Regions from separate parts of the Homo sapiens genome. Here region 1 is linked to region 2. A link is an interaction called in ENCODE POLR2A ChIA-PET data of the cell type or tissue named here. Cell type or tissue: B cell. All regions are shown on one strand. Each heading gives the region's core, and the rest is flanking DNA. Links, peaks and the distances in the headings are about the cores only.

The links. Peaks named below come from ENCODE experiments on the same cell type or tissue, not always from the same donor. Only the 100,000 strongest peaks of a DNase experiment are listed, where the experiment ranks them.
Region 1: POLR2A ChIA-PET joins it to region 2 with 6 read pairs; 5 of 35 experiments call an interaction of 5 or more read pairs at or near these places.

What each region holds. Positions count from the first base shown.
Region 1 is chr19:38,052,564-38,068,005 of GRCh38, reverse strand. The region is part of intron 2 of SIPA1L3 (signal induced proliferation associated 1 like 3); the gene reads right to left. Among named protein-coding and RNA genes, the nearest start is that of SNORD152, 100 kb to the left of the region's middle. RefSeq lists enhancers at 11,880-12,450, 15,148-15,442. In B cell, for the core only: no CTCF peak of the experiment used is centred there; a DNase peak (open chromatin) is centred at 7,895; H3K4me3 peaks cover 366 bases; H3K27ac peaks cover 2,250 bases.
Region 2 is chr19:38,119,170-38,134,611 of GRCh38, reverse strand. It overlaps SIPA1L3 (signal induced proliferation associated 1 like 3), which reads right to left. Exons shown (of 22, transcript NM_015073.3): 9 at 14,730-15,306; 10 at 3,840-4,114. Among named protein-coding and RNA genes, the nearest start is that of SNORD152, 36 kb to the left of the region's middle. RefSeq lists enhancers at 1,530-2,030, 3,511-4,011, 4,012-4,512 and silencers at 13,656-13,856, 15,082-15,285. In B cell, for the core only: no CTCF peak of the experiment used is centred there; no DNase peak of the experiment used is centred there.

The DNA.
Region 1 (15,442 bases), core at 6,491-8,990, 66 kb after region 2:
CTATGTCTTCCCCAACCTTACTGGGAGTTTGAGCATACATGGGACCACTACAGAGCTCCCTCAGGAAATAAGATGGATGAAAATCTTAGAAATCTCATTAGCTAGTGCCATGGCAGAGACTCTGCTCCACTGGCTGGAAGAGCAACGAGTGGAGTCTCAGCCACGGCTGTGAAAGCCAGCACTTCCACATTTAACGTCAAAGAGCCCAGAGGACTAGTGTTTCTTTCTTTCTTTTTTTTTTTTTCAGACTGAGTCTCACTCTGTCATCCAGGCTGGAGTGCAGTGGCATGATCTCGGCTCACTGCAACCTCCACCTCCGGGGTTCAAGCGATTCTTCTGCCTCAGCCTCCAGAGTAGCTGGGATTACAGGCTCGCACCACCATGCCCAGCTAATTTTTGTATTTTTAGTAGAGATGGGTTTTGCCATGTTGGCCAGGCTGGTCTTGAACTCCTGACCTCAGGTTATCTGCCCGCCTCGGCCTCCCAAAGTGCTGGGATTACAGACTTGAGCCACCACGCCCGGCTGAGGATTGGTGTTTCTAAAACAAATCTCCTCCAGCATCCAGAAGGAGCCCAAATTCCTACCCAGGGACCCAGGGCAGTCCCCACAGGAGAGAGGGAGGCCACGTCCAGCTGTTACATTCAAATTGGCAAGGCTCCCACACAGGTCAGGGTTCCTGCATGACCTGTTCTGCTTTTAAGGGTGTTAAATCAGTAGAGTTTTCTCCCCTTGGGGGAATAGAAAGAATAAGTTAGAACTGTGCATCAAAATTTTAAATTACTCTGTCGCCTGGTCTGGAGTGCAGTGGTGTGATTATGGCTCACTGCATCCTCAACCTCCTGGGCTCAAGTGATCCTCCTGCCTCAGCCTCCCAAGTAACTGGGACTATAGGGGTGTGCCAGCACACCTGGCTAATTTTTAATTTTTTTTTGTAGAGACTGGGTCTTGCTACGTTGCCCAGGCTGGTCTTGAACTCCCGGGCTTAAGTGATCCTCCCATCTTGGCCTCCCAAACTGCTGGGATTACAGTTGTGAGCCATCACATCCATTCTGCTTTTAAGGGTGTTAAATCAGTACAGTTTTTCCCAACTAGGGAAAGTCAAGAGAGAGAGCTGGAATTATGCATCAACATTTTAGGTGTGCATTCTATTTATTTTATTATTTTTATTTTTACTTTTTTGAGATGGAATCTTGCTCTGTCGCCCAGGCTGGAGTGCAGTGGCGTGATCTCGGCTCACTGAAACCTCTGCCTCCTTGGTCAAGCAATTCTCCTACCTCAGCCTCCTGAGTAGCTGGGATCACAGGCATGTGTCACCATGCCCAGCTAATTATCGTATTTTTAGTAGAGACAGGGGTTTCACCACATTGGCCAGGCTGGTCTAGAACTCCTGACCTCAAGTGATCCACCCGTCTTGGCCTCCCAAAGTGCTGGGATTACAGGCGTGAGCCACCGCGCCTGGCTTCATTCTATTTATTTTAATCCAGCAATTCCACTTCCAGAAATCTGTCTCTCTGATAATAACACCAGTCTACGTCAAGAAAGGTACACGATGCTTTGACTGTTTTACATTGCTGTAATACAGAAGAACTGAGAACAGCCCAAATGCCCACCAGCACAAGAAGGGTTAAGTGAATCCGGGTGCCTCTATTCCAGGGAATACAATGTATCTGTACAAAAAGAGCTAGGCCAGGCCAGTGGCTCAGGCCTGTAATCAATTTCAACCCTTTGGGAGGCTGAGGCAAGAGGATCCCTTGAGGGTGGTAGTTCGAGACCAGCCTGGATAACATAACGAGACCCTATCTCTACAAAAATTTTTTTTTTAAAATTTGCCAGGTGTGGTGGTGCATGCCTATAGTACCAGCTACTCAAGAGGCTGAGGCGGGAGGATCACCTGAGCCCAGGAGTTCAAGCCTGCAGTTAGCCAGGATCTCCTCAAGAGATCAAGCCCAGGCAACAGAGCAAGACGTTGCCTCAAAAATAAATAAATAAATAAATAAATAAATAAATAAATAAATAAGAGATCAAGCCCGGGCAACAGAGCAAGACGTTGCCTCAAAAATAAATAAATAAATAAATAAATAAATAAATAGATAAATAAATAAGAGATCAAACCCGGGCAACAGAGCAAGACGTTGCCTCAAAAATAAATAAATAAATAAATAAATAAATAGCAAGGTAGAGCTATGTGTAATGCATGCAAGATGCCCACGCAGCCCCAAGGGAATGAACACAGCTTATACTTAGCGTGTGCTCACTGCACGCCAAGCATGGTGTGAAGTGCTTTTAGTGCAGTAACGCATCACGCCTGTAATCCCAGCACTTTGGGAGGCCAAGGCGGGTGGATCACCTGAGGTCGGGAGTTCGAGACCAGCCTGGCCAACAGGGTGAAATCCTGTCTCCACTAAAAATACAAAAAAAAAATTAGCTAGGTGTGGTGGCAGGCACCTGTAATCCCAGCTACTCGGGAGGCTGAGACAGGAGGAATTGCTTGAACCCAGGAGGTGGAGGTTGTAGTGAGCCAAGATCGCACCACTGTACTCCAGCCTGGGCAATAACAGCGAAAGTCCATCTTAAAAAAAAAAAAAAAAAAAAAGTCAGCATGTGAGGGAAAACATGAGCAGAGTGAGAGTCACCCCTTGCAAGGCCCTTACCTTCTAGAAGTCAGAATGGGGAGAGACTTCCAAGCTGCACAGTTAGAGCTCTCTACTTGAGGGCCCATGGAGTCTGAACAATTTGCATGTTTCCAAAGGCAGAGTCCTCCGTGGCCTGGCGACAGGCTCCCACGCAGAGCCAATGAGGGAAGGACAGTGCACCCCACCTTGTGTTCACATATTCCCCAGGGAAATAGAGGCTGTAATCACCCCAAATACTTAAACTGAAATGTCTAATTTTAATTTTGCTACCTGGTATAACTGAACTTTATTTATAGGTTAAATGTTCATATGATTACACGCCTGCGTAGAGAGATGAAATTTTTAAAAAAATAAATGGGTGAATACCTTCACAGCTGCCTCTCTCACTTATCACCAGATGCTGGAGGTCTTCCCTGGTGTGGTGGCTGCAGCAGAGTGGATAGAAGCAAAGTCTATCTTGGTTCAATTCCCAGCTCCATCACTTAACTAGCTAGACCTTGGGCAGGCAACCTAGTCTCTCTATGCCTCAGTTTTCCCATCTGTAAAATGGAGATAATAATACAGCTTAACTCTTAGGAAAGATGTGGGTTAATAAATGCCATGGCTTAGAATATCCCTGGCCTGCAGTGATAAACGAGAATTGGCTATTATCATTTTTTCTTCTTCTTTTTTTGAGACAGAGTCTGGCTCCGTTGCCCAGGCTGGAGTGCAGTGGCGCGATCTTGGCTCACTGCAACCTCTGCCTCCCAGGTTCAAGCAATTCTCCTGCCTCAGCCTCCCAAGCAGCTGGGATTACAGGCACCCACACCACCACGCCCGGCTAATTTTTGTATTTTTAGTAGATATGGGGTTTTGCCATGTTGGCCAGGCTGGTCTCAAACTCCTGACCTCAGGTGATCTGCCCGCCTCGGCCTCCCAAAGTGTTGGGATTACAGGCGTGAGCCACTGTGCCCGGCCTTCATTTTTTCTTATATAATAATACTTTTTAAAAAATCTCAAGCAAACCAAATGTGACCTGGCAAGGAACCCTTGTTCCTCTGGGCTCAGGGGCCAGACAGCCCAGGGTGGCTCACCTTGAGCAAAGGCTCCTTTCTGGCAGCCCCAGTGCCAGGGCCGGGTGGGGCGCCCCTCTGAGTCTCTGTGGGGTTGGCTGGGTTAAGGGAAGCTGTCGTGACCTCCCCTGAAGCACATGTGGATGAAGCAGCTTGTTCCAGTTCTGGGCACAGTCCTATTCGCTCTAATGAGCCTTTGAAATGCAGAAGTGGAATGGGATGCTTCTTGGAGTATGGGCACAAATGCCAGGCCCACCCAGCAGCTACAGCCATGTTTGTAGAGTGGGGATGATGGGATGCAGTCAGGCGAGGGGCCTGAAAGCGCAGGTGAGAGGCCTCTGTTGTTGGTGTGGCCCCTTCTGGGTACTTAACTGGGGGCATCATCAGGGCTCCAGGCTGCCCTGCAGGGATCTCCCCGGCTCCAGCCAGGCTCATGATCAAGCCGCAGGCCCTGGCGTGGCTGTGCTGCTTCTTTTAGTGTTATTATTATTATTTTTTTCTCAGTGAACAGCTGCTGCCCTAAACGGGCTGAGTGTCCCCACTATCATCATGGGGGGAACACTGGGGCCCCACAGGGGCTGCTATGACCCAGCCTGCGGGCCTGCTCCCGTGGGCCACTGCCCGGGCTAGACTGATGGTTAAATACTTAGTACGCGCCCTCCTCCAGGGCTCACTCCTGTGGCCAGGCCAAGCCTCCTTTAGAAGACAGTGTCTTGCCAGCACGGAGCCTGACCTGCAAACTGATCCCAGCTAATTGCCACTGAAACCTGCTAAGACCGCATCTGTTGGGCCTGGAGATTAAATCAATATTCGACAATCTTGATTAAATAGAGCCAGGGAATCCTTGTAAAAGAACATCTGTTAAAGTCCCACTCTTTCCATCCTGCCGCTGGGGGCCGGGCTGAGGGTGGCTCCGGCTCTGCTTATCCTAACCTGAGGATGGCTCTAGGCTGAGGGGATGGGGGGCGGCAGTGGGGCCCACCCGGAACACCACAGCCAGGAAGGCTCCCTGCCGTGGGAAGGCTGGCAGGGATGGGAGCTGGGGGCCGGCGGGGGCGGTGCAGGTGCTGGACACACACAGCTGGGCCTTGTTATCCAGGTTGGAGTGGGGAGGGGGGTGGAGGGGAAACCCAGCTGCTGGCAGTAATCATCCATCATCCTAACTGGCCCCTGACCCAGGGCTGTCGGGGAGCCAGGCCCTGTGCAGAGCACATGACACCATAACACAAACCATTGCACTGAAGCTTCTAATCACCTGCTACTGTCACCCGTGCTTCACAATGGGGTTCAGAGAGGGCCACAAAGAGAAGGGGAGGAGGAGCCGGAATCTGAACCTGGGATTGGCTGACTCGAGTCTGCCCTCGTGACAACTCATGGGGCCACCCCATTTGAGAACATCTGTTGTCAAAAATGAGAGCAGGCCGTAATCCCAGCACTTTGGGAGGCCACGGCAGGCGGATCACCTGAGGTCAGGAGTTCAAGACCAGCCTGACCAACATGGTGAAACTCTGTCTCTACTAAAAATACAAAAATTAGCCGGGTGTGGTGATGCACGCCTGTAATCCTAACTACTCAGGAGGCTGAGGCAGGAGAACCGCTTGAGCCCGTGAGGCAGCAGTTACAGTGCGCTGAGATCACTGTAGTGCCACTGCACTACAGCCTGGGCAACAGAGTGAGACTCTTTCTCAAAAAAAAAAATAATAATAATAATAAAATGAGAGCAAAAACTGGCATTTACAGAACCATGAGCCCAAGTGGGCATCCTGCCCTGTGGTCAAGCTCCCTAAGCTGCACATAGCAATGGCAGCCCCCACTCAGGACTGGCCTCAAACCTGGCTCCACTGAGCCCACACAGCATCCTGAGGAGGAAGGCCCTACTGTTCTCCCCACTTTACAGAAGGGAACAGGGAGGCTCAGAGCAGCATGTTCCTGTTGAAGAGCACCCAGTGAGGGAAAGCAGAAGAGGGACTTGAACCCAGGCAGGTCAAATCTATGGCCATTAAAACCACTGTCATCTCTAAAGATTGGGGATAGAGCCATGAACACCGGGGCACTTAATAAATGCCTGCACTCCACTCCTGGGTGACTTAAGGCAGAAATTAGGCTTATGCTTTGGAGCCAGATTGCCTAGGATCAAATTCTGGCCCTAATATGTACCAGAGGGGGTAAGTGCCACCTCGTGAGACTGCTGGTAGATCCAGCAAGATGATCCCCATAGGGCACTCCCATACTAAGGGGCACATGGCAAGCACGCGATACATCCTTTCAACAGCACCTGCACTCACAGTGCACTCATCGGGGTGAGGGGTGGGGAGCAGCAATCCAACACCCAAATGCCAGCAAGCCACCATTCACTGGTCTATCTCCAGCATCCAAAACAGGGCCATCAACAGGGTGAATCTTCCACTAGTATTTTCTGAATCCATGAAAAAAAAAAACAAAACTCAAAAATCCCAAACCAACCAGATAACCAATTAGCCAGCCAACTAGATAACCAACCGACCAGTTAACTAATCCATTACCCAAACAGCCAACCAGCTAGTTAACCAGCCAACAGGTCTCATGTCTCAGGGGCCTGTTCCCATCTCTCTTCATCTCCGCCCCATCTCTGTCCCATGTTTCTTGTCCCTGCTCCATCTCTCTGTACTCCTGTCCCCCTACCCCTCTGCATCCCTGTACCTGTCTCTCCACGGCCCTGTCCTTGTCTGTCTCTCATTCTGTTTTTCTCTATATCTCTTGCACACGTGTGCACACAGATGGCCAGGGCCCTGCACATTTCTGGCTTCTGAGTCACAACCCCACGTCAACTCACCACTAAGGATGTGTCCCAGGCAGCTTCTGCCTGGCCCCTCTGGTCACCTCCTCCCAGATTCCAAGTTCTCAACATCTGCAGGGAGGGAGGGAAGCTAAGGAATTGGCCAAGATTATTATAGAAAACAAAAGAAAGAAAAAGAAAGGCTGGGCACGGTGGCTCACACCTGTAATCCCAGCACGCTGGGAGGTCGAGGCAGGCGGATGACTTGAGGCCAGGAATTCAAGACCAGCCTAGGCAACATAGCGAGACCCCATCTCTAAAAAGAAAAAAAAAATCAGGAGGCAGATACCAAACCATGTGCTAAATAAAAGAGTCACTGGCATGTGCCGCATTGTCCTGGCCCCTGAGTTCCCTGTATTCCAGGCAGGGTCTGCCTGGCCCATTCTTACCCCACCCTGAAGTGCAATATTACAAGGGATTTGGTTACTTTAATCAGAGAACAAACCTAGAAACCCCAAGAAGTACTAATTCGGAAGAAAAGCATACTCCCACATTTAAGAAGTTAGTACTTAAGGCTGGGTGAGGTGGCTCACGCCTGTAATCCCAGCACTCTGGGAGGCTGAGGCGGGCAGATCACCTGAGGTCAGGAGTTTCAGACCAGCCTGGCCAACATGATGAAATCCCGTCTCTACTAAAAATACAAAAATTAGCTGGGTGTGGTGGCACACCCCTGTAATCCCAGCTACTCGGGAGGCTGAGGCAGGAGAATCACTTGAACCCGGGAGGCAGAGGCTGTGGTGAGCCAAAATCAGGCCATTGCACTCCAGCCTGGGCAACAAGAGCGAAACTCTGTCTCAAAAAAAAAGTTAGCACTTAAAAATCTTTCAAGCTACATATTTTATACTTTTATCTACCTACCAAGCTCATTGCAGAGCAAAGATCTGGGAGGCAGAGGCCCAGAGGTAACAGTGGTTTCTCAGGGAGGGGAGCGACGGTGTGTGCCATCTGTGCATTCATTCTGTCCTCACCACTGGGGCTCCCAAACTGTCCAAAGTCACGCACCTCTGCTCAGGCATAGCCGCAGCCCACCTGTACTATTATTTACTGAACGTGATCCTTTCAACCAACTCACTGCCTAAACCCTTAAGAATATCCATGTTGGATTCGTTTTATTTTTTTTCTAATACTCATTAAACAAAATGTACAAATATTAGAACTCATAAAGCTTGTCTGTTTATCAAGGAAAATGGGCTTTAGGACCAGAAATGCATTAACTCCAAACTAGAATGCACCTCTCGGACATGATACTAAGTGAAAAAGCCAGACAGAACAACATATACAGTTCACAACTGTTTTTATATAAAGTTCAAAACTAGGTAAACTGGAACCACGTTATTTAGAGTTGCTCATCTAGGGAACACAGCTTTCACAATGCCAGGAAATGGTGACTGTGAAGTGCAGAGAGCAGTTGCTTTTAGAAAGAGGGTTCTGGTCACGTGCGGTGGCTCATGCCTGTAATCCCAGCACTCTGAGAGGCTGAGGTGGGCGGGTTACCTGAGCTCAGAAGTTCGAGACCAGCCTGGCCAACATGGCAAAACCTCGTCTCTACTAAAAGTACAAAAATTAGCCAAGTGTTGTGGCAGGTGCCTGTAATCCCAGCTACTTGGGAGGTGAGGCAGGAGAATTGCTTGAACCTGGAGGCGGAGGCTGCAGTGACCGGAGATTGCACTACTGCACTCCAGCCTGGGTGACAGAGTGAGACTCTGTCTCAAAAAAAAGGAAAAAAAAAGGGTTCTGGTGGCCAGAGCCCATGGGGGTTCCAGGCTGCCAGCAGGTTCTCTTTCTGGACCCGGGTTACCTGAGTGCTTGCTTTGGAATTCTTCGGTAAACTGTGTATTCACGTTTTACATGCTTGTCTGTATGTATGTTCCATTTCACAATAACAGAATTTTAAAGTCTTTTGTATTGCATGAGTTATTTTTAAACAGTGAGATTTTACTCTTGTATGACATAAGCAACTTTAAAATGTATACAAATGTATTTTAAAATCTCAGCTAACATGGTGAAACCCCATCTCTATGAAAAATACAAAAATTAGCTAGGCGTGGTGGCAGGCACCTGTAGTCCCAGCTACTCAGGAGGTTGAGGCAGGAGAATCACTTGAACCTGGGAGGTGGAGGCTGCAGTGAGCCGAGATAGTGCAGCCTGGGCAACAGAGCGAGACTCCGTCTCAAAAAAAAAAAAAAAAAAAAATCTCAGCTGTTTGCTGGGCATGGTGGCTCACACCTGTAATACAAGCCCTTTGGGAGGCTGAGGCAGTGAGCATAGCTTGAGCCCAGGAGTTTGAAACCAGCCTGGGCAACAGTGAGACCCCATCTCTACCAAAAAAAAAAAAAATGAGCTGAGTATGGTGACATGCACCTGTAGACTCAGCTACTCAGGAAGCTGAGGCGGGAGGATCACTTGAGCTATGATGGTGCCACTGCACTCCAACCTGGGTGACAGGGCAAGACTTTGTCTTTTTTTTTTTTTTTTTTTTGAGACAGAGTTTCACTCTTGTTACCCAGGCTGGAGTGCAGTGGCGGGATCTCAGCTCACTGTAACCTCTGCTTCCTGGTTTCAAGTGATTCTCCTGCCTCAGCCTCCCCAGTAAGCTGGGATTACAGGCATGCACCACCACGCCTGGCTAATTTTCTATTTTTAGTAGAGACAGGGTTTCACCATGCCAGCCAGGCTGCTCTAGAACTCCTGACCTCAAGTGATCCACCTGCCTCAGCCACCCAAAGTGCTGGGATTACAGGCGTGAGCCACCGCACCTGGCCAAGACTCTGTCTTAAAAAACAAAACAAAACAACAAAAAACTCAGCTGTTTGATCACCCTCTGTGCCACCCCAGTCACTCTCATGCCATAGCTTGAGATTCACTTTCTCTCTCCTATAAGAGATTTCCACTCCCAGAACCTGCAGGGCCACTTCGCCTGGATGAACACAAACATTGCGGGCTGCCTGGGGGAATGTGCACTCCCTCCGAGCCCAGAGGGAGTCAGGGAGAGCGGGGCACCCTCACAGAGGCAGTTTCAGGACAACTCTCCATATGTGACAGCTGGGGACAGAGGGGAGGCGCCTCTACCCACCTGAGACATGCAGGGGGGCACCTGTCTTCCTTCCCAGTGGGGAGAGGTGTGTGGGAATGGGGGTTGTGGGGCCAGGCTACTGTTAGGAATGAGCACTCCAGCCCCACCCTTCAGCAGCACCACAGAAGGCTCTAGAAAGGCTCTAGTTATGACCCTCGCTGGATGTGAAGCTCTTCTCAAGCCCGAGGGACCAGCTGGCAGATGGCGAGGGCCTGCTGTTCTGTTTGCTCAACACCATAATCAAACATCCTGCTCCGGGACTGCAACCCAGGCCAGGCAGAGCACAGCAGGCTGGAAGGGGACACCAGGCCCTCAGGAGACCAGGAAAATGGCTCTCCAGGAGCCCGATGAGCCCAGCACACCAGGAAACTGGCCACTCCCCAGGACAACAGACTTCTTTCTTTTTTAATGTTCCCAGTGGTGATCCCTTTCTAGGGGCAATTTGGCAAGAGCTTTAAAAAGTGTTCTCAGGCCGGGCATGGTGGCTCAGGCCTGTAATCCCGGCACTTTGGGAGGCCGAGGTGGGTGGATCACGAGGTCAGGAAATCGAGACCATCCTGGCTAACATGGTGAAACCCTGTCTCTACTAAAAAATAAAAAATAAAAAATAAAAAAAAATTAGCCAGGTGTGGTGGTGGGTGCCTGTAGTCCCAGCTACTCGGGAGGCTGAGGCAGGAGAGTGGCATGAACCTGGGAGGCGGAGCTTGCAGTGAGCCAAGATTGCGCCACTGCACTCCAGCCTGGGCGACAGAGCGAGACTCTGTCTCAAAAGAAAAAAAAAAAAGTTCTCACCCTCTGAACCAGGAATGCTACTTCTGTAAATTAATCCTAAATAAATAATAAGAGATGCAGAAAAATTCATAGTATCCTTTATAACAGGCAAAAAACCCAACCTCAATGAGCAACACCAGGAGTACCATTAAAGAAATTATCAACCCCTAGGACAGTAAACATCTATAGGCTATGCAGATGCATTCCCAGAAAAAAAGACAGGAAAGACTCGATAATTTGATGCTGGGGCTACTAGTGGTTTTCGAAAATCTGTTCTTTATACCTTCCCATATATATACATATATATACGTATATATATACGTGTGTGTGTGTGTGTATATATGTATACACATATATACACATATATATACATATATATATATATTTGAGATGGAGTCTTGCTGGAGTGCACTCTAGGCTGGAATGCAGTGGTGGGATTTCAGCTCACTGCAACGTCCGCTTCCTGGGTTCAAGCAATTCTCTTGCCTCAGCCTCCTGAGTAGCTGGGATTACAGGCGCCCACTACCATGCCTGACTAATTTTTGTATTTGTAGTAAAGACGGGGTTTCGCCATGTTGGCCAGACTGGTCTCGAACCCCTGACCTCAAGTGATCCACCACCTCGGCTTCCCAGAGTGCTGGGATTACAGGCGTTGAGCCACCGCGCCCGGTCCCCATATATATTTTTTAACGACAGGGTCTCATTCTGTCAGTAGCTGAGAATACAGGTGTGTACCACCATGCCTGACTAATTTTTTAAATTTTTTGTAGAGAGGAGGTCTGGCTATGTTGCTCCGGGCGGTCTCCAACTCCTGACCTCAAGTGATCCACCCGCCTCCCAAAGTGTTGGAATTACAGGTGTGGGCCACCACGCCTGGCCCCTTTCCATATTTTTTCATATTACTTTCAGTGAATGTTTCAAAATCAGGGGGAAAAAAAACCAAACAAGTTTTCATTCATTTGATTTACTTCCATTCACTAGGTGAGTATTTCCTGAGATCTTACTATGTGATAAGTAACAAAGCAGTAACCACGATAGCCCCCTTCTCTGTCCACTGACTAAAGGAGGAAACAAACATTAATTAAATGCACTTAAGCACACAAATCAGTCTAAAGCAAGAGAAGGAAGGGGTAAACTGACGAAGGATGGGAGCAGGGTGCTGGAGAGTGGGTGGCCAAGGAAGATGGCATGGAAGGGGTGGTGTTTAAGCCCTGAAGGATGAGAAGTTGGCCATGGAAAGGGGTGTGAGTGGGTGAGGGGGATGGAGGAAAAACAGGTGCAAGGATGCCACAGTGTTCAGGAATCTGGAGTTGACCTCCATGGCAGGTTTAGGGGGGCAGTGGCCCGACTGGCTGTCATGGAGATCGTGACCTGCCGAGGGTACAGAGGCTTCATCAGGAGGCCAGGGTAGCCACCCACGTGGGGGCAAGAGTGGCCTAGCCCAGAAGGAGGGTGGTGCTGGTGCAGAGAAGGGACCGACTGGGGAAGATCTGACTGCTCCTCAGATCAAGAGGTGCTCAGAAGCAAGGCAGTCAATCCTCAGCCGGGTACCTGGTGGGTGCTGGGCGCTGTGCCAGATGCTGGCCGCAGAGCCGCAGCCATCACTCCCACTCTCAGCCCCCACACTGTTCAGACTCGAGCGGGAGGGAGAGAGGTGAATAAATGAGCCGTCTCAGGGCAGTATGTTTGGGCTCTGGCAGTCAATCGGCTAGTTCGGCTGGGCTCCACTTGAAGAAAACCCGACAATTTTCCAAACAAAAGCCAGCCTCAGCTCTCCTATGGGGTGGGATGTATTTCAAAGTCCTTCCCAGCCAGGTTTTAAAGCTTCTCCCAAGTGTTCCTCAGCAGGGGGCATCACTCTCAACATGCAGATGAAGAAACAGGGCACAAAGCAGTGGCATTCCTGGACATCACAAACCAGAAGTCAGGCCCGCAGTGGGAGAATCCCGCACTCCTGCTCTGGGTTACTCCAGGGCCAGGCACCTCAGGCTCCACTGCTGGTTGTCAAATCCAAACCCATCCTCTTCTGATTCCTTGAGAGAGGTCCACATTTGTTGGGGTGGCAGGATACTAATCCAAAAAGCTTACTTTCCTGGATTCCCACGCAGCTAAACTAAGGATGTATCTGATTATGGCCAGTGTGAGGGAAGAGGAAGTTTGCAGGGGATGGGGGATGGGACCTTTTGGCGAAGCTATTGTTTTCCTAATAAATAAATGGGGCACACCTCTTCTACCCTTCTCTTGTACTTGGAATATAAATGTCATATCAGGGGGTGCAACCGTCATCTTGGGAGCATGAGGCTGAGAGTGACATGCTGGGGACAGCAAGATGAGGAGTCAGAAGGAGCCTGCTCCCTGTCCCTGCACCCCCCAACAGTGGCGCCGCCCCCAGCTGCCCTCCCTCCCTTTTCTTCTCATGTGTAAGAGACCACCTGTTGCCTTACTGAAGCCACGGCTTACTGGTTTTTTGTTACATGTAGCCGATTGCAATCTTGACTGATGGAGGTCTTACCAGATCATTTTACAGCTAAGGAAACGGAAGGCCAGCAGGGGAGGTCACCAGACCAAAGTCACAGAGTTAGGAAGCGACAAGGCTAGAATGTGAGCCTCTATGCCTAACCACGCCACAGCAGCACCCCGAATCAGTTACAAGCACTGGCTTTGGAGAAGTCTTGGTTCCAACGTGCTTCTCTATTCAGTCGTTTACTTGTCCATTCCTCCACCAGCAGCAGGGGCTCCCGGGAACATGGACTCTTCACCGTTCACCTGCTATCACCAAGGACTCATGGCAGAAGCGCAGCCATCCCCATGGCCTGAGCAGCGACCACAGGCCAGGAAGGTCGTGTGATGCCCCTGGAAAGTGGGGACGACAACAGTGGCTTCACGGCTGTGTGGGAGGGCATGCTGTCCAGTTAGTGCCAAACAAAAGGTTCTCTTATCACCATCACTGAAGCTGTGGAGCTCCTCTTCCAAAGGCCTCTCCTTGTGACCAAGAGAGTGTACCAACTCCAGATGATTTTTTTTTCCCCTAAACTTGGATTCAAAGACAATTTCCTTTTTTTTTGAGATGGAGTTGCTCTGTCGCCCATGCTGGAGTGCGGTGGCGCGATCTCGGCTCACTGCTGAGATCAGGTTCAAGTGATTCTCCTGCCTCTGCCTGCTGAGTAGCTGGGATTACTGGCACCCACCACCACATCCGCTAATTTTTGTATTTTTAGTGGAGGCAGGGTTTCACCATGTTGGTCAGGCTAGTCTCAAACTTCTGACGTCAAGTGATCCGCCTGCCTTGGCCTCCCAAAGTGCTGGGATTACAGGCATGAGCCACCACTCCTGTCCTCGAAGACACTTTCTCAACACAAACTAGACATAACTCACAGGCCAATCACCTCCAAGGACTTCCAACCAATTCCTAACTGCTGTGCATGGGAGTGGCCTCCCTGTGGCATGTGCCACTACGCCTGGCTAGTTTTGTATTTTTAGTAGAGAAGGGGTTTCTCCATGTTGGTCAGGCTGGTCTTGAACTCCCAACCTCAGGTGATCCGCCCACCTCGGCCTCCCAAAGTGCTGGGATTACAGGCATGAGCCACCGTTAAGGGCACAAATTCTGAACTCAGGCTGCCTGGGTTTGAACTCAGCTCTGCCGTGTGACCTTGGACAGGTCCCTTAAATCTCTTTGTGCCTCAGTTGCCTCATTTGTATTTGGTTGGTGCAAAAGTAATTGCGGTTTTTGCCATTGCTTTCGATGGCAAAAACCACAATTACTTTTGCACCAACCTCACAAAATGGAAACAAGAAGGCTGGGCGCGGCGGCTCACGCCTGTAATCCCAGCACTGTGGGAGGCCACGGCGAGAGGATCACCTGAGCCCAGGAGTTCGAGACCAGCCTGGGCAAGAAAGTGAGACCCTGTCTCTACCAAAAAATAAAAAATAATAAAAATTAGCTGGGCGTGTTGGCACACGCCTGTGATCCCAGCTACTTGGGAGGCTGAGGTGGGAGGATCGCTTGAGCCCAGGACTGTGAAGCTGCAGTGAGCTGTGATTGCACCACTACACTCCAGCCTGGGTGACACAGCGAGACCCCCATCTCCAAAAAAAAAAAAGTACCTCCTTCATAGGGTGACTGTGAAGATTAAATGAGTTAATATGTAGAGCTCTGAGGGCAGCCTGGCATAGGTGACCACCAGGAAGTGTCCATGGCTATTACTACCACTATTATATGGATTCCTGGTGTGCCACTCCCTAGATGTGTGGCCTTGGCCAAGGTACTTAACTCTCTGGGGTTAACAGTCCATACCTACCTCACAGGATTATTATGAGAATTAACTAAGTGAATAAGTGTAAAGTACTTGAAACAGGTCTGCTTTACAAGAAGGGCCCAGGTCACCTTAGCAATCACGTCGCTTCTGACCGAGGCTTTCTTGTGTAACTGGGCTTCTCTGTCTCCTTTAAACTCTCACATTGGTGTTGAGCTTCCCTGTTTGTGTATCTGGGCACCTTCCATCTCCCCTGGGCTCCCCTCACCTCCGTGAAGCCACCAGCTCCAGGAGGGCACAAAGCACAGCTCCCACCCACACTTGCCTGATGCCAGCTGAGTACAGAGCTGCCCGCTCAATGCCAGCTTGGGCTGCTCAGTGGCACAACATTCCTCTGGCCTCTAGTGTGGCCCAGGATGCTGGTACCTCATGCAGGGGGCTCCCTGAGAATACTCCAGCACCCAGAACTCTCCGGCACGGTGTCCTCAGGAGGGCTTTCCTTAGGGTCAGGGCACAGCCCAGTGCGATGGGCAGGAACAAAAGGCAGTGTCCACTCTGAGTGTGGGAGGGGGAAGCTTGGAGGGGACTCCTCCGGCAGAGGAGGAACTCGGAACCATGTAGGCCCATCCCAGGCAGCAGTGACTGGCTGGTGGCATGCAATGCCCAAAGAGCTGCCTCAGGTTACCCTGGCAACCAAGGGACTTACCTCAGTGCCAGGGATGGTGCCTGTCACTAAATGAGGTGCCCCTGACAGGCCATTAGACCCTCTGGCTTTCTCATCTATCAAATGGGGATCGAGTTCCCTCTTTGATCCATTGCCTGCCCTTTTCCTAGCCTGCTCTGA
Region 2 (15,442 bases), core at 6,675-9,174:
CCTCAGCCTCCTGAATAGCTGGAACTACAGGCGCACGCTACCATGCCCGGCTAATTTTTGTATTTTTAGTAGAGACGGGGTTTCACCATATTGGCCAGGCTGGTCTCAAACTCCTGACCTCATGATCCACCCGCCTTGGCCTCCGAAAGTGCTGGGATTACAGGCATGAGCCACCAAGCCTGGCTTTTTTTTTTTTTTTTTTTTTTTTGAGAAAGCTTGAGTGCAGTGGTGTGATCACAGCTCACTGCAGTCTCAACCTCCTATCTCACCCTGAGTAGCTGAGACTACATGCATGTGCCATCACACCTAGCTGATTTTTAAAAATTTGGGCTGGGTGCAGTGGCTCATGCCTGTAATCCTAGCACTCTGGGAGGTCGAGGCGGGCAGATCACATGAGGTCAGGAGTTTGAGACCAGCCTGGCCAATAAGGTGAAACCCCGTCTCTGCTAAAAATACAAAAATTAGCTGGGTGTGGTGGTGCATGCCTGTAGTCCCAGCTACTCGGGAGGATGAGGCAGAAGAATCGCTTGAACACAGGAGGCGGAGCTTGCAGTGAGCTAAGATCATGCCACTGCACTGCAGTCTGGGCAACAAGAGTGAAACTCAGTCTCAAAAAAAAAAAAAATTTGTTGTAGTGGCGAGGTCTTGCTATGTTGCCTAGGCTGGTCTCGAACTGCTGGGCTCAAGTGATCTTCTGGCCTCGGCCTCCAAAAGTGCTGAGAGCCACCAGCACTCCACAGTCACAAATTCACTGGGTCTGGCCTGTCCTACGTGCTTTACAAGTTGGATCTCCTTCAACTTCACAAACGCTCTTGTGGAAAGGACGTTATTGTCCTTGTTTTACAAATGAGGAAACCGGGCACAGGGTGGTAAGGCCACTTCCCTAGGGTCAAAGGTAACAAGGGGAAGAGCTGGGATTCAAACCTAGACAGCCTGCCTCTCCTGCTATGCTCTCCTGCCTCCCCACTCTGTGATATAAAATCATCTCATTCATTTACTTGTTTACTGTTTGTCTCCCCTGACCCATTGGGGCCTCACTCCATGAGGCCAAGGCCTTGGCTGTCCTCTGTGCACTGTTTCCAGAGCTGAGAACATGGTGCGTCTCTCTCATTGGTCACTTCTGGAGGTTGCTAGGGACCAACTCATTATTCTGAAAACTGTATTTATCTTGTCTTCTCTGTACAAATTATACCTCAGGGTAACTAAACGGTTACTGAAAGAAAGCTCTTTTTAGAAGCATTCCAGCCAATATATGAAGAAGGAATGACAGAATGAAGATGGCACTCGTCTGCAAACCGTCATGAAATGATGGATCTAGGCAGGGCCTAGCAGTGGCTGCTGGGCTGTGAAACAGGACTGGAGGGGACATGTGGTGATGGCCAGGTGCCGCTGTCTGAAGCCTCTGCTTGCCCCTAGTGTCACTTGCAGGGGGAGACCAGGCACGCAGTGCCTTCTCACAGATGCATACCTAGGAGTGCTGCGGCCGAAAGACATCCCATTGGGGCCTAAGCAAGCTTCCATCTTTGACTCTAGTTTACAGAAAATACCAGTGGTGGAGCAATAGGCTAAAGGACACCATGGGGAGGCCGCCAGCTAAAGCCAGGAAGGGGGAAGCTCTAAGGACAGGTGACCTGGTTTCTTTCCAAAATAAACTGCAAGGAAAAGGCCAGGCGCGGTGGCTCACATCTGTAATCCCAGCACTTTGGGTGGCTGAGGTGGGTGGAACACCTGAAGTCAGGAGTTCAAGACCAGCCTGGCCAACATGGTGAAACCCCAGCTCTACTAAAAATATGAAATTTAGCCAGGTGTGGTGCTACATGCCTGTAATCCCAGCTACTCAGGAGGCTGACACAGGAGAATCGCTGGAACCCAGGAGGCGGAGGTTGCAGTGAGCCAAGATTGCGCCACTGCACTCCAGCCTGGGTGACAGAGCAAGACTCTGTCTCAAAGCAAAAAAAAAAAGAGCCTCAAGAGATACATGAATCAAATGCAATAGGAGAATTCTTTTTTTCTTTTTTTTTTTTTTTGAGACGTAGCTTCATTCTTGTTGCCCAGGCTGGAGTGCAATGGCACGATCTCAGCTCACCGCAACCTCTGCCTCCCGGGTTCAAGCAATTCTCCTGCCTCAGCCTCCCGAGTAGCTGGGATTACAGGCATGCGCCACCACGCCCAGCTAATTTTGTATTTTTAGTAGAGACAGTGTTTCTCCACATTGGTCAGGCTGGTCTTGGACTCCAGCCTGGTTCAGGCTGGTCTTGAACTCCCGCCTGGTGATCCGCCCGCCTCGGCCTCCCGAAGTGCTGAGGTTACAGGTGTGAGCCACCACACCCGGCCAATAGGAGAATTCTGATGAACAACTGTTTAAAAAACAAAGAGATGAGGTCTCCCTCTGTTGCCCAGGCTGGAGTGCAGTGGCACAATCATGGCTCCCTGCAGCCTCAACTTCCTAGGCTCAAGTGATTTTCCCACCTCAGCCTGAAAATAGCTGGGGCTACAACTGCACTGTTTTTTTTTTCTCCTTTAGGCAGAGATGCAGAGATGCAGAGACGGGGTCTCACTGTGTTGGCCAGGCTGGTCTTGAACTCCTGGCCTCAAGTGATCTTCCCACCTCAGCCTCCCAGAGTGTTACGATTACAGGTGTGAACCCAGTCTAGATAGTTGACACTACGAAATTGCTGTTGGCTGGACGCAGTGGCTCACGCCTGTTAACTCCAGCACTTTGGGAGGCCGAGGCACGTGGATCACGAGGACAAGAGATTGAGACCATCCTGGACAACATGGTGAAACCCCGTGTCTACTAAAAATACAAAAATTAGCTGGGCGTGGTGGCACGTGCCTGTAGTCCCAGCTACTCGGGAGGCTGAGGCAGGAGAATCGCTTGAACCCGGGAGGTGGAGGTTGCAGTGAGTTGAGATCACGCCACTGCACTTCAGCCTGGGCGACAGAGCGAGACTCCATCTAAAAAAACAAAAAACAAAAACAACAAAAGAAAAAACAAAACAAAATAAATAAGTCACCTACCAGCTTCCCACTGAGCATGGAATAAAACCCAAGCATGGAATAAAACCCATGAAGCCCACACCGCCTGCCTGGTCACCTCTCTGTCCTTTGCTCTCAGCTCTCACTCCTGCTCGCTCTGCTCCAGCCACATGGGCCTCCCCGTACTCCAGGAACACATCACCCATGTACACTGGGGAGGCTGTGCCCTGGCCAGCTCCTGTCTGGAGCCCGCTGGCCAGAAAACCACATGGCTGCCTCCCTGTGGAGCCTCGTGGAGCCTTCTCTGCCCGCCTTGTAAGCAGCTCTCCCATCGTGCTGCAGCCCCTTCATTACCCTGCTTTAATTTCCTTCTGAGACTTAGTACTACCTGATCCGGTATGACACACCTATTTCTTCACGGCCTGTCTTTCCCTGTAGAACACAAACCGCAAGGGAGCAGGCACTTTGTTGTGGTCACTTTGAACAGAGCTTGCACACAGTAGGGGCTCAATAAACACATTTTGAACAAATGAATGAAGTGTGGGGGGCCCACAGGCAAGCAACTATTAACATCCTGTGCTTCATGTAGGAAATGGGAAGAATGAGGCTCTCCCCTCACAGGGCAACTGTGGAGATTAAATGCGATCATGCACGTATGAAGGGCTAAACCAATAACTGGCATACAGTAAGCGCTCTGTAGATGTGCCCTCCCCGTCCTGTCACTGTTGCCACTATTCCTGCCTAGAAGGGCCTGCCTATCCCCCCTCTATTGGGACCTCAAGTGACAGTGCCAGGGAGGCCTCATGCCAGCGATCTGGGAGCTGCCACCCACCACCTGGCTGAAAGGTGGAGGCCCTTACCTCCGGGGAGTGCCGTCCTCAAAAGGCGGGATGATGACCACCTTCACAGTGACAGAGGTGCGCAGCAGGTCGATCATCTGGTCGTGGGTCAGTGTGACCACGGCCACCTTGCAGATCTCCACTAGTCGGCTGCCCTGCCGGAGGCCGGCCTGCCAGGCGAACCCATAGTCCTCAACCTCGGCCACCGTGCCGTCGTACTTCACGTGGAAGCCCAGCTGCCCGAGCCCGTTCCGCCGAAGCGTCATGTCCACCGTCTCCCAGCCACTGGTCATCACCTGCAGGCCACAGGCAGGATCGAGCCTCAGAAGCTGCTTGGGTCAGCTCCTCTGGAAGACCCCTGGTCACGTTCCCCGCTTTGAAGCCAAAAACCTGCCAACTCCCATCTATTAATACCTTCCCGGGTGATGGCAGGGGACCCGCAGGGGGAACACGCACCCGGTCCCAGCCTGGCTTCCTGATTTCTGGAGGGGAAATGTGGATATGCGACCCCGTGGCTTCTAACCTTGCAGAGACCATGGCAGTCATGAGCTGTGGCTCCAAAGGCCCCGAACTCCCTCCTTCCTGGGGTCAGTGGGATTGCACTTCTTGGCTCCCTTGTGGTTGGGTGGGGCCCTGGGACTTGTTTTGGCCAAAGAGTTGCGAGTGGCACTGCCATGTCCTCTGGGCTGTGGTATTTATTTCATCATTTTATTATTTATTTATTTTTGAGACGGAGACTTGCTCTGTCGCCCAGGCTGAAGTGCAGCGGCATGATCTCAGCTCACTGCAACGTCTGCTTCCTGGGTTCAAGCGATTCTCCTGCCTCAGCCTCCTGAGTAGCTGGGATTACAAGCGTCTGCTACCACGCCTGGCTAATTTTTGTATTTTTAGTAGAGACAGGGTTTTGCCATATTGGCCAGGCTAGTCTTGAACTCCTGACCTCAGATGATCCACCTGCCTCAGCCTCCCAAAGTGCTAGGATTACAGGTGAGAGCCACCACACCCAGCCAAACCTGCTTTAAGCCACTAATACTGTATCCTGACTGACACAATGACTCTAACTAAAATACACAAGGAAGCATGAGACCAGAAGTACTGGGACCTTTTCTAGGTTGGGAACTCACATTATATTCTTTTACTTCGTGACACCATTCTTTTTTTTTTTTTTTGAGACAGAGTCTCGCTCTGTCGCCCAGGCTGGAGTGCAGTGGCGTGATCTCGGCTCACTGCAACCTCCGCCTCCCGGGTTCAAGCAAGTATCCTGCCTCAGCCTCCCCAGTAGCAGGGATTACAGGCACGCGCCACCATGCCCGGCTAGTTTTTTGTATTTTTAGTAGAGACGGGGTTTCACCATATTGGTCAGGCTGGTCTCGAACTCCTGACCTCATGATCTGCCCGCCTCGGCCTCCCAAAGTGCTGGGATTACAGGCGTGAGCCACCATGCCCGGCCTCGTGACACCATTCTTGGAGGAAGAAACCCTTTCCCCATCTCCTCCTCAGACCTTCCCCCAACATGGAGCTGATCGGACCACGCAGGGCCTGGCCTCCAGGACTCCCTGCTTCACTGGGTGAGATATTCCCCTGGATAATGTGTTACCATAAGATCTGAGGACCTGCTGAATAGAGCCCTGCCCCCTCCCCCCAGCATGCTGTTAAGCGATCCCCTCTTCTTGGGATAAAAACAAGATGAATGTAACCAGCCATGGCTATTAAGCAAGTTGTCAAGAATGCCTGCCCTTTCCTAAAACTGCGTTATGGAAAGATAACGGAATGGCTTACATTTCCTGTGAGAAGTCATCCCCTGGCTAGAAATGATGCTATGTAACATACCTATCAGGATGCCCGCTTTCATACTTTTCTCACCACCACTTGAAGAAAGGAATAAATTTTTTTTTTTTTAAGACGGAGTCTCGCTGTCGCCCAGGCTGGAGTGCAGTGGCCCGATCTCAGCTCACTGCCACCTCCGCCTCCCTGGTTCAAGCAATTCTCCTGTCTCAGCCTCCCGAGTAGGTGGGATTACAGGCATCTGCCACCACACCCAGCTAATTTTGGTACTTTTAGTAGAGATGGGGTTTTACCATGTTGGCCAGGCTGGTCTCGAACTCCTGACCTCAAGTGATTCACCTGTCTCGGCCTCCCAAAGTGCTGGGATTACAGGCGTGAGCCACTGCGCCCGGCCAAGGAAAGAAATAATTTTATGTCACAAACTACTCTACAAATTCGTGTTTTAGAAATAATTTTACGTCACAAACTACTCTACACATTCGTGTTTTACACACATGCCCACAGACACAAATATTCCTTGCAATTCAAATCCGTCACATTCTTGAGTGTGGATAGCAAGAAGTAAGCATTTGGATGGTAAAGTACTTACCTGAAAATGTCACTGAATCTGTTTGGTTCCTGATTTGGACGGCGAGAATTTGGAAAGTGGGGGAAACGTGTGACCAAAACAATGCTTCATAAAATAGTCTTATCTTTACTCACTGAGGCACACTGTGACACTTTTTATTCTTTCCCATCCTATTACTACGGCAGAACCCTCATGAAGGGGATCAGTGCCCATATAAAAGAGGCCTGACGTGGTGGTATACGCCTGTAATCCCAGCTACTCAGGGGGCTGACACAGGAGAATCGCTTGAACACAGGAGGCAGAGGTTGCAGTGAGCCGAGATCACGCTACTGCACTCCAGCCTGGGCGACAGAGCGAGACTGTCTCAAAAAAAAAAAAAAAAAAAAAAAAAAAAGAGGCCCAAGGAACTTGTTCACCTCTTCCACCATGACAGCAAGAAGGTGCCATCCGTGAAGTTGAAAGGGGCCCTCACCAGATACAGAACCTGCGGGTACCTTTATCTTGGACTTCCTGGCCTCCAGAAATGCGAAGAAATAAATTGCTTTTGCTTATAAGCTACCCCACCTAAGCTATGTTGTTATATTCAGGCTAAGTGGACTAAGATATCTAACCTTTAACACTGTTGCAACTCGGGCTGAGTGCAGTGCCTCACACCTGTAATCTCTGTAATCTCAACACTTTTAGGAGGCCAAGGCAGGAGGACTGCTTGAGCCCAGGAGTTCAAGATGAGCCTGGGCAATATAGCAAGACTTCATCTCTACTAAAAATAAAATAAAAAAAAAATTAGCTGAGCATGGTGGCATACGCTTGCAGTCCCAGCTACTTGGGAGGCTGAGGTGGGAGGCAGGCTTGAGCCCAGGAGAGTGACACTGCAGTGAGCGATGACTGTGCCACTGCACTCCAGCCGGGGTGACACCAAGACCTTGTCTTTAAAAATTAAAGTTAAAATTAAAAATAAAAAAAATTACATCTCTGTGATTGATTTTATAGCCCACTCATGGGTGACAATGTGTTTATTTGACAATAAGGAATTATCGTTAATTTTTTATTTTATGTATGATGGCTATGTTATGTTTTAAGAGTTGTATCTTTTAGAAATAAATATTGAAAAATTTACAGATGAAATGATAAGATGTCTAGGATTTCTTCAAAATAATTGGGAAAGAGAGGGAAGGAAGAAAGAACAAGATCAGCCATGGGTCAGTAACTATTGTAGATGGTAATGAAGACTGGGGTTCTCTTTTTTTTGAGACGGAGTTTCGCTCTTGTTGCCCAGGCTGGAGTGCAATGGCACAATCTTGGCTCATCGCAACCTCCGCTTCCTGGATTCAAGCAATTCTCCTGCCTCAGCCTCCCAAGTAGCTGGGATCACAGGCATGCGCCACCACACCCAGCTAATTTTGTATTTTTAGTAGAGACGGGGTTTCTCCATGTCGGTCAGGCTGGTGTCGAAATCCTGACCTCTGGTGATCCAACTGCCTTGGCCTCCCAAAGTGCTGGGATTACAGGTGTGAGCCACTGCAGCCGGCCAAGACTGGGGTTCTTATATGATTCCCTTTGCTTTAGTGTATGCTTGCAATTTTCTATAATTAAAAAGTAAAATTGGGCCGGGCACAGTGGCTCATGCCTGCAATTCCAGCACTTTGGGAGGCTGAGGTGGGCAGATCACCTCAGGTCAGGAGTTCAAGACCGGCCTGGGCAACATGGTGAAACCCCGTCTCTACTAAAAATACAAAATTAGCTGGGCATGGTGGTGCACATCTGTAATCCCAGCTACTTGGGAGGCTGAGGCAGGAGAATCGCTTGAACCGGGGAGGCGGAGGTTGCAGTGAGCTGAGATTGCACCATGGCACTCCAGCCTAGGCAACAGAGAGAGACTGTCTTAAAGAAAAAAAAAAAGAATTGTCTTGGGCCTCACATGAAATACACTAACATTAATGATAGCTGATAAGCTTAAAAAAATCACAAAAAAACTCACAATGTCATAATGTTTTAAGAAACTTTATGAATCTGTGTTGGGTGCCATTCAAAGCCCTCTTGGGCTGCAGGTTGGACAAGCTTGCTCTAAATGTTAAACTGTGGTAACTAACTAAATACATCTGGGACTGTATCCAACCTGTGGATTTGAGACCTTCTCCTTGTCTGATTTAGCACCATCTGATAGGTTCTCCTGGCATCCTCCACACCCCCCTTTTAAGCTCTTGGCACTTCAATTGCGTGGTGTTTTTTTTTGTTTTGTTTTGTTTTTGTTTTTGTTTTTGAGATGGAGCCTCACTCTGTCACCAGGCTGGAGTGCTGGAGTGCAGTGGTGCAATCTCGGCTCACTGCAACCTCCGCCTCCCGGGTTCACGCCATTCTTCTGCCTCAGCCTCCTGAGTAGCTGGGACTACAGGAGCCCGCCACCACGCCCGGCTAATTTTTTCGTATGTTTAGTAGAGATGGGGTTTCACCATGTTGGCCAGGATGGTCTCGATCTCTTGACCTGGTGATCCACCCGCCTCGGCCTTCCAAAGTGCTGGGATTACAGGCGTGAGCCACCGCGCTTGGCCGAATTGCGTGTTTAATATCTGTCCCAGAGAGGAGCACCATGAAAGTAGGCCTGGGTCTGTTATGGTCATCACTATGTCCCAGCACTGGCCAGGCCAAGGCCAGGCGCATAACAACACTCATTCAATTAACCAGTGATGGGATACCGTTAGTTCAGGATGTCTGGGGCAGTTGAGTCAGCCTGCCGGGGAGAGTGTGGAATCTGTACCCTGTGGGTGCTTCACAAAGAGAGAGACTCACTGTCACAAGTCATTCAAAACGGGCCTGCCCCTCCACGGGAGATGGCTTATGTCACCATTCCCTGGCCCACTGGTTCCCCAGCAGGCTCTGGGGCACTGAGACTGGGGGTGGGGGTGGGGGTATGGCTGTGGAAATATGCTCCAAAAGGACTCCGCCAACAGTAGGCACGGGGGTGGGTGTGGGACAGAGTGGCACAGTGAGGATGTGGGTAAAACATGTCACCTGGCATGGTGCCTGGCATGGTCCCTGCTCAAGAAACGCGAGCTGCTGTCAAGATTAGGGGAGGCGGAGTAGCCTAGTGTTTAAGAACCCAGGCTTGGCCGGGCACAGTGGCTCAGGCCTGTAATTCTAGCACTTTGGGAGGCCAGGGAGGGTGGATCACTTGAGGCCAGGAGTTCGAGACTAGCCTGGCCAACATGGCGAAACCCTATCTCTATTAAAAAGGCAAAAATTAGCTGAGCATGGTGGCGGGCGCCTGTAGTCCCAGCTACCTGGGGGGCTGAGACAGGAGAAATGCTTGAACCCGGGAGGTGGAGGTTGCAGTGAGCCGAGATCGCTCTGCTGCACTCCAGCCTGGGGGACAGAGCAAGACTCCATCTCAAAAAACAAAACAGCTCCCTCTCCCTCTCCCTCTCCCCACGGTCTCCCTCTCCCTCTCTTTCCACAGTCTCCCTCTGATCCCGAGCCGAAGCTGGACTGTACTGCTGCCATCTCGGCTCACTGCAACCTCCCTGCCTGATTCTCCTGCCTCAGCCTGCGGAGTGCCTGCGATTGCAGGCGCGCGCCGCCACACCTGACTGGTTTTCGTATTTTTTTGGTGGAGACGGGGTTTCGCTGTGATGGCCGGGCTGGTCTCCAGCTCCTAACCGCGAGTGATCCGCCAGCCTCAGCCTCCCGAGGTGCCGGGATTGCAGACGGAGTCTGGTTCACTCAGTGCTCAATGGTGCCCAGGCTGGAGTGCAGTGGCGTGATCTCGGCTTGCTACAACCTCCACCTCCCAGCCGCCTGCCTTGGCCTCCCAAAGTGCCAAGAGTGCAGCCTCTGCCCGGCCGCCACCCCGTCTGGGAAGTGAGGAGCGTCTCTGCCTGGCCGCCCATCGTCTGGGACGTGAGGAGCCCCTCTGCCTGGCTGCCCAGTCTGGAAAGTGAGGAGCGTCTCTGCCCGGCTGCCATCCCATCTAGGAAGTGAGGAGCGCCTCTTCCCGGCCGCCATCCCATCTAGGAAGTGAGGAACGTCTCTGCCCGGCCGCCCATCGTCTGAGATGTGGGGAGCGCCTCTGCCCCGCCACCCCGTCTGGGATGTGAGGAGCGCCTCTGCCTGGCCGCGACCCCGTCTGGGAGGTGAGGAGCGTCTCTGCCCGGCCGCCCCGTCTGAGAAGTGAGGAGACCCTCCGCCTGGCAACCGCCCCATCTGAGAAGTGAGGAGCCCCTCCGCCCGGCAGCTGCCCCGTCTGAGAAGTGAGGAGACCCTCCGCCCAGCAACCACCCCGTCTGGGAAGTGAGGAGCGTCTCCGCCCGGCAGCCACCCCGTCCGGGAGGGAGGTGGGGGGTCAGCCCCCCGCCCGGCCAGCCGCCCCGTCCGGGAGGTGAGGGGCGCCTCTGCCCAGCCGCCCCTACTGGGAGGTGAGGAGCCCCTCTGCCCGGCCATCCGCCCCGTCCGGGAGGGAGGTGGGGGGGGGTTGGCCCCCCGCCCGGCCAGCCACCCCGTCCGGGAGGTGAGGGGCGCCTCTGCCCGGCCGCCCCTACTGGGAAGTGAGGAGCCCCTCTGCCCGGCCAGCCGCCCTGTCCGGGAGGTGAGGGGCGCCTCTGCCCGGCCACCCCTACTGGGAAGTGAGGAGCCCCTCTGCCCGGCCGCCACCCCGTCTGGGAGGTGTACCCATCAGCTCATTGAGAACGGGCCATGATGACAATGGCGGTTTTGTGGAATAGAAAGGGGGGAAAGGTGGGGAAAAGATTGAGAAATCGGATGGTTGCCGTGTCTGTGTAGAAAGAAATAGACATGGGAAACTTTTCATTTTGTTCTGTACTAAGAAAAATTCTTCGGCCTTGGGATCCTGTTGATCTGTGACCTTACCCCCAACCCTGTGCTCTCTGAAACATGTGCTGTGTCCACTCAGGGTTAATGGATTAAGGGCGGTGCAAGATGTGCTTTGTTAAACAGATGCTTGAAGGCAGCATGCTCCTTAAGAGTCATCACCACTCCCTAATCTCAAGTACCCAGGGACACAAACACTGCGGAAGGCCGCAGGGTCCTCTGCCTAGGAAAACCAGAGACCTTTGTTCACTTGTTTATCTGCTGACCTTCCCTCCACTATTGTCCTATGACCCTGCCAAATCCCCCTCTGTGAGAAACACCCAAGAATGATCAATTAAAAAAAAAACAAAAAAAACAAAAAAAAAACTCCAAAACCCAGGCTCTTTGGGCTCTGGGCAAGTCAAGGTATCTCTGGGCCTCAGTTTCCTCATCTGCGAAGTGAGGACCTCATCAGGCTTTTGTGAGCAAGAGACGCAAGACCACCCAAGGTGCTGAGCAGGGTCTGACGCAGAGCTGGCGCCCATTTGATCCTCACTATTGCGGCCACTATAGCATACGACGCATTTGTGCCTGCACTCGGTTCCTGCTCACTCAGCGGCTACTGTGCACCAGATGCTGGCCCAGGTGCTGAGGACACGGCAGTGAACAGATAACACACAGTGCATGGCAGATGGTGGTTAAGCAGGCAAAGCGCGTGAATGTGCTCCAAGCCAGGGGAGGGGGTGTGCAATCTTAGATAACGAGGCCTCACCGACAAGGCGACATGTGACCAAAGGCCTGTAGGAGGAAAGGGAGCGAGCCATGTGGTGATCAGAGAAGTGTTCCAGCAAGAGGTGGTACAAAGGCCCTGAGGCTGGACGCCGCCCTAGCATGCGCATGAAACCTCAGAGGTCTTCATGGCTGGGGCAGAGAGCGCAACAGTGACATGAGGTCAGAGAAGTCGACAGGGAGCCAGTTCACACCCGGCCTCATGGGCTTCTGTAAGGACTGAGGCTTTAACCTAGAGTGACCTGAGGGTTTAGGCAGAGAGGTGATGTGATCAGATTGCTCTCACTACCACGTCGAGAACAGGCCACAGAGAAGCAAGGGCAGGGGTAAGAAGGACCAGAAAGGACACCATCGAAAGTGTCCGGGAGAGACCAGGGTGGCTCGCTCCAGGGTGAGGGCTCTGGGAGAGGTGGCTGATGCCTGCCTACAGAAGTGGAGCTGACGAATGTGGGCATGAGAGAGAGTGGAGCCCAGGCTGATGCCAAAGCTCTGACATCCGCAAATGGAGGGATGGAGTCGACCTTTTTTTCCCTAAAACCTTATTTGAGTAGAGGACTTCTATTTTACAAAGTCAGGAAACCTCTGAGAGGGGTGGGGAGGAACACAGGAGTTTGCTTTTGTTTGTTTTTTTGAGACAGAGTTTTGCTCTGTCACCCACGTTGGAGTGCAGTGGCTCACTCTCAGCTCACTGCAACCTCTGCCTCTCGGATTCAAGCAATTCTTTTCCCTCGGCCTCCCGAGTAGCTGGGATTACAGGTGTGTGCCACCACGCCTGGCTAATTTTTGTATTTTTAGTAGAGATGAGGTTTTACCATGTTGGCCAGGCTGGTCTTGAACCCCTGACCTGAAATAATCCATCCACCTCGGCCTCCCCAAGTGCTGGGATTACAGGTGTGAGCCACCGCGCCTGGCCACTTTTTCATTTTTTTTTTTGAGTCCGGGTCTTTCTCTGTTGCCGAGGTTCGAGTGCAGTGGTGTGATCATAGCTCACTGCAGCCTCAAACTCCTGGGCTCAAGTGATCATCCCACTCAGCCTCCTGAATAGTTGAGGCCACAAGTGTGCACCACCATGCCCAGCTAATTTATTTTTTGTTTGTTTATTTATTTTTTTTTGAGACGGAGTCTCGCTCTGTCACCCAAGCTGGAGTGCAGTGGCAGGGTCTCGGCTCACTGCAACCTCCGCCTCCCAGGTTCACGCCATTCTCCTGCCTCAGCCTCCCGAGTAGCTGGGACTACAGGCACCCGCCACCATGCCTGGCTAATTTTTGTATTTTTAATAGAGACGGGGTTTCACTGTGTTAGCCAGGATGGTCTCAATCTCCTGACCTTGTGATCTGCCCACCTCGGCCTCCCAAAGTGCTGGGATTACAGGCGTGAGCCACCACGCCCGGCCTATTTTTTATTTTTATTTTTTGAGACAGAGTCTAGCACTGTCACCCAGGCTGGAGCGCAGTGGCGTGATCTCAGCTCACTGCAAGCCTCGCCTTCCGGGTTCACACCATTCTCCTGCCTCAGCCTCCCAAGTAGCCGGGACTACAGGCGCCCACCACCATGCCTGGCTAATTTTTTGTATTTTTAGTAGAGATGGGGTTTCACCGTATTAGCCAGGATGGTCTTGATCTCCTGACCTCATGATCTACCTGCCTCGGCTAATTTATTTTTTTATTTTTTTTTTAGAAACGGCATCTCACTGTATTGCCCAGGCTGGTCTCAAACTCCTGGGCTCAAGCAATCCTTTCTCCTCGGCCTCCCAAAGTGTTGGGATTATAGGCATGAGCCACTGCACCCAGCAATGCAGAATGATTCTTGTACCTGCTTTTCAGATGAAGAAACTGAATCACAAAGAAGCTAAATAACTTGGCTCAAGGTCATGCAGCTGGTAAGTGGCAGTGCTGGGACTTGAAGCCAGGCCTTCTGACTAGATCTTGTGCTCTGAACTGCCGTGTTATATGCTATCTCTATTTAGCACACATGGCACGGCGTTCTGCCAAACCCACTGCAGAGGCAATCACTGACCACAGTGTTCTTTCTTGTGGAGCTTAGATGGGGCCTGAGTACTTCTCAGCACAATGCTTCAGGCAGACAGCAGCTAAGCTATCACCAATCTGCCACTCTTGGTTTGTCCACGAGGGGTTTAGGGGAAGATTTCTACCTAGACTGTGAGTCTTTGTCTTTTAATAGGGCAAGTTAAACCATTCACATTTACTGTGATTACTAACATGGAACTCATTCCTGCCATGTAATTTTATGTTCCTTTGTGCTTTCTTGTATTTTTTCCTCCTCTCACCTCTGCCCTATCCATTAATGGTTTGGACATTTTTCATTCTATTTTAATTATTTTAGAAAGTACTCTTACACTTCTTTTTTTTTGTTTGTTTTTGAGACAGGGTCTCATACTGTTGCCCAGGCTGAAGTGCAGTGGCGTCATCTCAGCTCACTGTGGCCTCAACCTCTTGGGCTCAAACAATCCTCCCACCTCAGCCTCCCAAGTAGCTGGGACCACAGGCATGTACCACCATGCTTCCCTAATTTTCTTTTCTTTTTTTTTTTTTTGTAGGCAGAGTCTCACTATGGTTACCCAGGTTGGTCTGGAAATTCCTGGGCTCAAGCGATCCACCACCTCAGCCTCCTAAAGTGCTGAGATAGATTACAGGTATGAGCCATGGCGCCTGGCCTACATTTTTAACCTAAGCTTAAATTTATACTTTCTATCAGTGTCCAAGGTTAATAAGTATCTCTTGTCTTTCCAAGGTAATAGCATGAAGATCCACAGATCTCTGGCACAAACCTTCCAGAGGAAGAACCTAGCTACAGAACCCACAAGATGTCTAGTTTGTAAGTGACAACTGTGATTCTCTCCGGGCCAGTGCGTGTCTTAGCCTAACTGACTGGGCTAGGGAAGTATTTCAGTGGTTCCTGAGGCCGAAACCATACAAATCGCCGCCCTATCGCCGGGCTCTCTCCCTTACCTTCAGTCTCTGCACTATCTCCCTTATGTCCTCCACAGAACCCTCTGTCGCCTGTAGGAAGATGTGGTCTCCTCGTCCATAGAAGATTTTGAGTGTGGAGGAGTCTGGAGTCCAGCCAATGACATCCCCGCAGTAGCAGTTGAACACCACCTCCTTGGTGCGTAAGTCCAGGAGCACCACAAACTCATTGGAAATTCCCAAAATGCAGTCGATTTCCACCCCCTGGGCGTAGTCCTGGGCCACCACCCTCCAGGCGATGGCCCCTGCACTGTGCTGCTCAGCGCCAGCCCGTGCTTTTGTCTTTTCCTTCTTCTTGGAGGTCAGGGAGATGAGGTTGAATTTGCCGGTGGAGTCGATGGGGGTGTTGGAGACACAGTTTTCGGCCAGGTCCTTGAGATACTCCTGGCGGGTCCTGGTGGCCATGGTGTGGAACTTGTCGGACTTGTGCGCGGCGTTCTCAGCGTTAATCACCTTGGCCAGCAAGAAGTCTCTGAAGACGTCGGATTTGCGGAATGTGGTTCCACTGGGGATGGGGGGGCCGAAAGGAGGAGCGTCTTTGGATCGGGTCACAGCCATACTGTGGAGGGAGAGATTATTTAGATGGTGGGAAGAAAGGCACTAAGACACTTCAGAGAGAAAATATTCGATCAAAAAATAGGAATAGGGTTTTTTGTTTGTTTGTTTTATCGAGACAGGTCTCACTCTGTCACCCA